2 separate regions of the Homo sapiens genome follow, and region 1 is linked to region 2. Evidence: chromatin contacts called from ENCODE Hi-C data. All regions are on one chromosome and are shown on one strand. Each heading gives the region's core, a stretch centred on a gene start or an enhancer-like site at or near the end of the contact. The rest is flanking DNA. Distances are from core to core; before and after follow the strand shown.

What was found. Hi-C counts contacts between places; a loop is a spot of excess contacts on that map. Pooled maps may share reads with other maps.
Region 1: a loop to region 2 is called in a map of GM12878, with 2.1 times the contacts of the local background. The contact joins the promoter of OR2T2 here to the promoter of OR2T1 in region 2. A Hi-C loop is called at or near these places in 1 of 168 maps with a recorded cell type or tissue (GM12878), 1 of 37 single-sample maps with no recorded cell type and 2 of 50 pooled maps.

The regions. Positions count from the first base shown.
Region 1 is chr1:248,444,387-248,448,832 of GRCh38, forward strand. OR2T2 (olfactory receptor family 2 subfamily T member 2) reads left to right here and starts at 1,251. Exons shown (of 4, transcript NM_001004136.2): 1 at 1,251-1,283; 2 at 2,203-2,425.
Region 2 is chr1:248,400,054-248,404,328 of GRCh38, forward strand. OR2T1 (olfactory receptor family 2 subfamily T member 1) reads left to right here and starts at 2,995. Exons shown (of 2, transcript NM_030904.2): 1 at 2,995-3,192. RefSeq lists a silencer at 201-401.

The DNA of each region.
Region 1 (4,446 bases), core at 1-2,500, 43 kb after region 2:
TGAGGTCAATATTCTTCTGTAGTACACGTAAGACAAATAATTCTGAAAAACACTTAACCTAAGTGACAAATGCCACTTTTGTGAAAATAGAAGATAGGAGAAAGTAGAAGGAAAATCTCTTGGGACCCAAACTCACTAAGCCAAAGGGAAAAGTCAAGCTTGGGAACTCTGTCATGCAAAACTATATTCCATATCTGTTCCCGACTGTATGGCTACAGATTCCATACTGTTCCGGAATGGACAGCTACACAGGTAGAAGGCTACATACCTCCCCAAGGGACCTCCCTCACAATCTGCTAGCAAGGAAATTCCTTGCTGGCCCAAAGATCTTTACCCGAAAACCATTCTCTTGAATTGTCATGCTGACAATGTAAATGAATGGCTTATCTTGACAGGCAGTGGACAAAGACAGGCCTGGGAGTCATCCCTCCACTCCCCTGAAACAAATGCATATTTGACTGCTTCCTCTACTGTGTACCTTATCTTATATACAATCCAGATTCACTGAGCAGGAGATGAACGCCCAGTTGAGTGTTCCTCTAAACCCTCTCCTGTCACATCTAAAGTGCGAATTCAGTCAACACTGATTAAAGCCTGCAAAGAAGGAAACTACTTCATTTATTCACACTTCCTTTTTCTTTTTTTTCCTCTAATGCCCACTGTTTCCCTTTTAAATATTGAAGTCTCCCAACCGTCTTTGGAAGAAGCACAAATCTCAGATGCTCCTGTCATATTGTGTTCCTTTTTCCCAGGTGCATCCTCAACCTTGGCACCAGAAACATCTACATTGATTGAGACTTGGCTCCAATGCTTTTTGGTTCACACTTATTTATAACTTTAAAGATTTCTCCCCAAACAAGAGGCCAGTGACTTTTGAGAAAGAGCTTTTTTAGTTTGTCATAGCCTCTATTTCTAAAGAAATTTAAAATCTAATTTTCAATTTAGAGCGAGGCTCTTATCCCCACATCACTGCCTTTAAAATCTCTCTGGAGAGATGCCAAGATTCAGTAAGACATTTTCATGATGAAATACCAAGAAACGATTCCAGTCCTTCACTTGGGAAAACAATGCACCCTCTGCAAGAAAGGACAGGCTGCTTCTAAAGTTCATGGTAAACCCAGTCAACTTGGATTAATTGCTAACCCAGGAATTCTTCCTGGGGGATGTGGGACTCTATTAGTGAAAAGACTTTTTGACCTAGCCTCACCCCTACACAATGTATTTAATAAGAAGTCTGACATTCCACTACTGCTTTAGAAAGACTTGGACCCAGCTTCTCTGAGGTAGGATCCTTAGATCTTCATGAAAAACAGAACATCACCCAGATACTGGGATGTTTTCTTCAGGTATTACTCTGTAACTATTAGAAGGCCACGTTACTACTGTGAGCTTATCTGCTAATAACTGAGGCAGTGGTCTTCTCAAGATTAAGCATAAATAACATATATTCACTATCTGGCAAGCAGACAACTGGAAAAGGGCATTTAGCATGAAACGTGGGAAGCTAAGGGAAATGTAATAGTTTAGAAGAACATGAATAGATTTACTGAAGGAAAATGGCATGTAAGAGCCGACAGTTAGAAGAATGTGCTTGGTATTCACAATGAGAAAGTTTCAGAATTAATTGGTAGCAGGGGTGCATACTATTGGATAAGCATAGATTGCCCTCTGAATATTTTGTTAAAATTTTAATTTACATTTTAAGTTAAATGATTAATTGCTCCGTTCATATGCATTTAGGTGTGGCTGAAGACTTCATGCTTGGAGGGAAATCATGATTTTTTTTTTTCATTTTAACCTCCTTCCTCTTTTATTGAACCCATAAGGCATCCACGTGTGCCTTAAGATCTTTTTTTTTAATAAAACTATTAGAGGTCTCCTAGAAGCCATCTTAGCATGGCATATAAAAGCCTGTTGAGCTGAGTAACTGGAGCCCAGGGGGAGATGTGGACATGTTGGAAGCTCAGGCTGTAGGGGTATAATAATGAGTGCATTGTGTTTATAGTTGCAGGTGTCTGCCCCTTGCTTCAGCTCACCTCACCTCACCACTGCTGTTCCTGTGTAATCCTCCATGCCCTTACTCTCCATTTCCTCTTCCACAGTATTAGTAGGGTGGACTAGATGGGCTCGCCTCGCCTCACCTCGCCTCTGCTGCTCCTGTGTAATCCTCCATTCCCTTACTCTCCATTTCCTCTTCCACAGCGTTAGCAGGGTGGACTGGATGGGCCATATGCCAGATCCTTTGATTTCTATTTGCCACCACACGAACTGACACTGCTGCCCAGAAGCATTCCCCTGCACATCCACATCACAGCCCTCCTGCTGGCAGCTTGGAATTTAGACCTTTTACTCTCAATGCTCCAGGAAACCAGATGTACTTCTTTCTTTCTTGTCCATTGGTGATATCCTTGACAATGTAGTTTAGGTAAGTTGGCATGTAGCATTAAAACCTGTATTCTTCAAACTGAACTAACTTCTGGCATAGTAAGTGTTCAGTAAATGTTCACCTACATGCCATTATAGTGCTGATTTTTTTTTTTTTTTTAAAGCCAAGAAAACTTCTATCTTATGCCTAATTTTCCACACTGAAAATTTCCAAATTGTCAGTTGGGATGGGAGGGAAAGTAGACTACTTTTCCATGAATGAAAACAGTTACCATTTAAATAAATAGGCAGATAAAGGGGGGTGGTAACTAAGGCAGTATGTAATTAGAACTGGAGATAAGGTAAGGGAAAAGAGAAATTCACATCATTGGATACTACGTTGCTGTGGAGAGAAGGGGATAAAATCTGATTAATGTAGGAAGCAAGGTCCAAATGCGTTCATTCATAAAAGCAGACGGAGTACAGGAGTAGCTTGTGTAGGTAGAAGAAGAAAAGGAGTTCCTGGCCAAAGCCCACTGTGGCTATGAACACTTATGAGTAGCAATTAATATTAATCTTGCTTTCAAGACTAAAACTGCCAGGTGGATCTTTCATAAGTACCTTATTTCAGCATGTAACTTTCTGACTGAAACAACTCCCATTTGCACCTTATTTCTCGACGCTGAGTTCTGGTCTCCCTGCCTTCACTTTCCAGCCGCACTCCACCCCACACACCTCAGCTCTCCACGGGCTCTTCAGCTGTAGTTAGACTGGACTCTCCCCTCTCTCTTCCACCCCTAGTGCCTGCTAATTCCCATTTGCGAGCCTTTTGACATTATTTACATTGTCTCTGATCATGTCCTCTCTCCTTCAGTCTCGAGTTTCGGAATCAGACCGGTTTCCCTCTCTACTATTGCACTGTTTAACTGAACTGACTCCTGTCTTCTCCTGGTTCTTGTGATCCACTATTTTCAAAGCAGTGATCACTTAGATGCTCTTTAAAAGTTTCATGCTTTAAGATCCTTTCAGTCTCTAGCCCTAGGGTTGAACCTTTGAGGTAAAGAATTCTGACATGGTATTCCTCTCTTTAACACTTTCATTTCCATAGTTTTAGTTAACCTGCAATCCGCCAGGTTGCTATCTACCATGTGTAGAAAATATTAAATGAAAAATCTCAAATTTTAAATTGCCCACCATTTTGAGTAGTGTGGTGGAAATATCATCCCTCTGTGTAGTTGATTCACACTGTCTATGCTACCCCCTGAGTCATTCAGTAGCTGTCTAGGTTATCAAATCGACTGTGGCGGACTCAGTGCTTGTGTTCAAGTAACTCAGTTTTTCTTAATGGCTCCAAAGAGATGGAGTTAGTGAAGCTGGCGATTTAGATGTGCCAAAGAGAGGCTGTAAGGTGCTTGCTTTAACTAAAAAGGTGAAAGTTCTTGACTTAAGGAGAGAGAAACCCTCATAAGCTGACTTTGCCAAGATCTATATTAAGAAAAACTTTATCTTTGAAATCATGAAGGAAAAAATTATGCAAGTTTTGCTGTCACATCAAACTGAAAAAGTTATAGCCACAGTATATTGTCTTAGGTATTCTATTTTATTATTGTTAATCTCTTACTGTGCCTAACTTATAAATTCAACTTGATCATAGGTATGTATGCATGGGATAAAATATGGTATATATATAGGGCTCAGTACTGTCTGCAGTTCCAGATATCCAGTGGGGGTCTTGAAAACTGTCTCCCACTGATAAGGGGAAACTGTACCTTTGTCCACTACTCAAACTGATGCATAGCATCTTCTGGTTTGCTATGACTTCATGTATGTAAAACTTCTAAAGTACCTGGCACACGTAAAGCCCTATTGGTTTATGGTTTGGGGAATACCAAACTTCCTGTTTCTCTTCCTCCGTCTCTTAGTGCCTTCCACACCATTATCTTCTCTCATAAGCTTTAATCAAAGCAGAAAGATCCCAATATACTATCCTTGGCCCCCTTTTTCTCATTCAGGAACAAATAATCGATGACTCTTAGAGCTATGTGGCACTTAGGATTAGTAACATGTTGGTGACATGCCATT
Region 2 (4,275 bases), core at 1,745-4,244:
TAAGAAATAGACATTATTACATGTTTCTAGAAGGCTGGAGAATTTATGCAATTTGTCCTGGCAATGCAAATTGTTTCAAGGATTTCTAAGGTGGCATTTATTTGTTTGGCTTAATAATACTTCCTTCTGCAGAGTTATATTACAAAAATAGCTCCTAATAAACTTGTTGCATGTCTCTCTTTGTCCTAACTCCATCATCAGTTGCTAAGGATACCTTCAGTCATGCCAAGTTCATAAATCCAAATTAGAAATCTATGCATACTGGATCTTCAGGGTAACATGCTGACAGCACTTTGGCATCCAGATGGCCTAGATGTTGAAGGATTTCCTGTTGTGGGTACCAATGACTATGAATTGCTTTGTGTGTTTTCTTCTTGGTATAAGTTAGATGAGAATTTAAGTCTACTAAATCTAATCATTTTTCCTTCTAGCAAAATATCACCTTCAACCTTCTAAAAAGTCTTAGTTCTTCATCGCTTGTTTAGTTACATAAAGTTGTTGTAGTTTGCCAGTAAGTTTTTGATTTACTAAATTATACATAACCTTCTCTATCTACTACTCTGAATGGCTATCCTGACAGATTCAGCTCTCTGTAAGTGACAGATAATCATCTTTTGTTGGAATACAGTTTGGAATAAAATTAGATATTTGGATAATTTTTATGAAAATTATGTATATTGTATTCCTTGATGTCTACTTAGTGATGTGTGTCACATGCTGTTTTGAGTGGGTGGCATTCAGATTGCATGGATGAGAGGAGATATGAGAAATGTGAGAACATATAGAACACATGAATACATTACTTTATGAAGCTCTTTGAAAATTAAATAATTGGATTTAATAGTTAAGGTTTTGTCTAAATGATGCAACATCCCTCAGTAAAATTAGGCAATTAAAATGGATCATCTAGGAGCTTCTGCTGTACTTAGACTCACTTTGTTTGTTCCACTCTTCCTATTCCCTTAATGAAAATCCAGGTCTTTTGGAATTATGCAGGAATTTCACAGGTAAGAAGTCAAATGCTGATGAGCACCTAGACTGACTCCTCCTCATAGTAGCACTTTAAATATTTGGTGCATATGCAAATGACCGGGTTGCCAGAACATTTCATTGTGGTCTGACTGAATTTACGTTCTTTATATGACATAAACAAGATTTACGTAAACTGGATCTAAGAAAGTTGAGGCAGAGTTGTCTGCAACTCCTGGGCTGGAAATCTCAGGCACAAGTATAATGAGGAATGACTGTCCCATTCCCTCCATGCCAAATGCAAGTGCATTGAGAAAAAGAGTGCCTGTCTGATTATCTGTGGGAATTACATGGAGTGAGTGTTGTAAATCTCAGGTAGAAGGATGCCATTGAGTGTAACAGTGCAAAGAATCTTTTCTTAAATGTTTGCTGCTTTTCTTAAAAAAATAATTTAAGCAAACTTTAGTCTTATGAATTAGATAGGATAAGGACAATACTGTTCGAAAGGCACAAAAGATCTAAAGGAAAAACCTGTACTTACTCCTAGTTTCTAAAGTACAGACTATGAACCAGGCTTCCTGAATCTCTGAACAGTGCATTGTCTTTATCTCCTTCCCCTCGTTTTACAGATAAGAACACTGATGATTGGAGAGTTGAAGATGCTTGCATTAAAGACACAGAGCTGACGTAAGGCAGACTCCTACAGGCATTCTAATTTCCAACATAGACTCGTTGCCTGACTGTCAAACGTGCAAGCATTTTAAAAATCCTTTTTTCCACAATGATTTCAAAGAATGTGCAGACACCTGGATTTCTCAGATCCACTTTGCCAGTGATTCACAGGCATTTTTTTAGTGTCCATCACACCAAGCATAAAATAAACTCTCATCAGAAATAACAGGTCTCTCTAGTAGAGGGGTTTATTCTAGTGTGTAGTCTCTTTATGGGTCTTGTAGGAGGTGTGTGTGGGTTGAAGAATGTGGTTCTAAGTTACTCTAAAATTGTCAGAGTACATTAGTGCTTTATTATCTAATAATTGTATGATTATTATTTCAATATGAGTTCATTCTTAATGATTCCAACTTTTTGAAATACTAAACAGAATTTAGGAACACGGAGAAAAACTAGGAACATATATTTTTGTATTTAGTCTCAAAATTGCACAGCACTGTATTGACCTGTCTTGAGAACTTCTCATGTGAAAAGGTAACTGTAAGTTTGAATGTGTATGTAATGACTCAATGTGTCTGCGATAACAACAGAAAAGTAATATTGCCAGTGTATTCTGTACAGGAAAAACCACACCTACAGTAATCTGTTGAAATTGAGGTATTATATTCTAAAATAGACATTGCAAAAGCTATCCCCAGTAAATACCTGGAAGTTGAGCACTTTGGAAAAAAATTCATACATGAATGCATAAAATAACTGGAGAAGTGTGACCGGTATAGAGAAGGAGGACAGAAAACCTTGTAGTCATATTCACATTATGAAATGTTGAATGTTGCAAAGAGAGAAAACTGGTTCCAAGCAGATTCAGAAGGCAAGGAAGAATCCTGCATGAAGCAGCTTTAATTTAAGCTAATGCAGAGCTTCCTAACAAGGCTGCTGCATTGAAGGAGCATGGAGCTTGCTCTTTTCTTTGGCAGAAACTTCACCAGTGGTCATAGGGAAGCAAGCAAAGGCTGCAACTTACAAGTTAGGAATTATCTTGTCACTTGATTTAAAGGATGGGCTTGGAGATCATCACAGTCCTGGGCAAGCATTGTGTCCTACCTTCAAACTGTAGTGATGTGGGAGGAAAATATTTGCGGCCATCCCTACTCAACCAACATGCACGCCTTATAAAATAGTACAGAATATTTACAAATGTCAGGATAACATAAATGCATTGATTTATCTCTTGGTGTACGGTATTATGCAATAAAAAATAGTTTAGGTAGGCCTAAAAGACAATTTTATCCAATAAAATTATGTCTATTTTATCCACTAACTTTTTAAAAATAATTTTCTCAAAATTTGCAGGCCAAGCATACTTCTGCTCTTCAAAGGCATTTAGATGTTCTGCAAGCTTAATTGAAATGCACAGTTTTTTCTGAGAATTTCTACTAAGTAACAATCCTTTCAAGTCAAAGGATACTTGGGGGAAAAGATAGACTTTAACTGCTGATGTAACTTCACTGGGAGCACCTGGGTTTACAGACCTTTTCTGAAGATCAGGAGGTATTTGCAATTTAAATTCATAGATTTTAGTTGAATATGTAGATTGCTTAAATGAGAGATTGAGAATTTGCACCCATTTACCAATAGTTTTGAAATAATTTGCAGATATCTTACATTTTACTTGGTATTGTATAAAATATTTGCACCTGTAACTATAAATTTCTTATTTGATTCTTAAAGTAACCCTGAATGTTTATTATATCAATTAATATAAGCAGATACTGAGGCTCAGGGTGTTTAGGAAGATAATCCAAGGTCACAGAATTAATTAATGTCGTGACCAGAGGAAGAACTCAATTCATTTAATTCTAAATTTTGTTTTACTGTATGTTGCCTTCATCATTTCAGAAACAAATGCCTATATAAAGTCACAGAATCATTCCAAACATTTTCTGATTATTTTTATGTGTACTAAACCATAGCAAAGCTGTATGATCTATGCCCAGGAGATATTCAACAAGTATAGTTACTTATTGTGCTCACTCTAGTGAGAGAGCAGATAATAAATTTAACAAAACATTTTACTTAAAATCATAATTTACTTTGAGGAGGGCTTGTTCTCTGATAAATTAGATCTTTTGTATGCAGATAGGAAAAGTAAGGCCACTTGGCTGCAAAATGGAGTAGACTTTAGAATTTCCCTTTGCATTGCTAGGTTTGCAGGGCTAGCTGGCCATAGAAAAAGCTAGAACCACAGAAGAGTTACATATATACATATATAAATCTATGGGAGGAAATTATGAATGTATATACTTATATATATATATATAATGGATAAAAGATCATCCTTTATATTCTTGAAGTTTGTTGTGGATTTTACTGTAACCTGAAATTGTATAAAACAGTCCCTCAGTTTTTCTTAATTGCCAGAGCTACGGAAAAATTCCAATTTCCAAAAATCATCGGTGAGTTATACCTCAATATGTATGTCCCTGTGCTATTACATATACGTGTGTGTGTGTGTGTATAAAATGGGAGTAAGGGTGAACAGACAGCAGAGACCACTGTTTGACTTTGTGAAGCAGCACATGATTTTCCCTCTGTTTCTGGTGTCTTATCGCATGATAAAAGTCAAACCGAAAA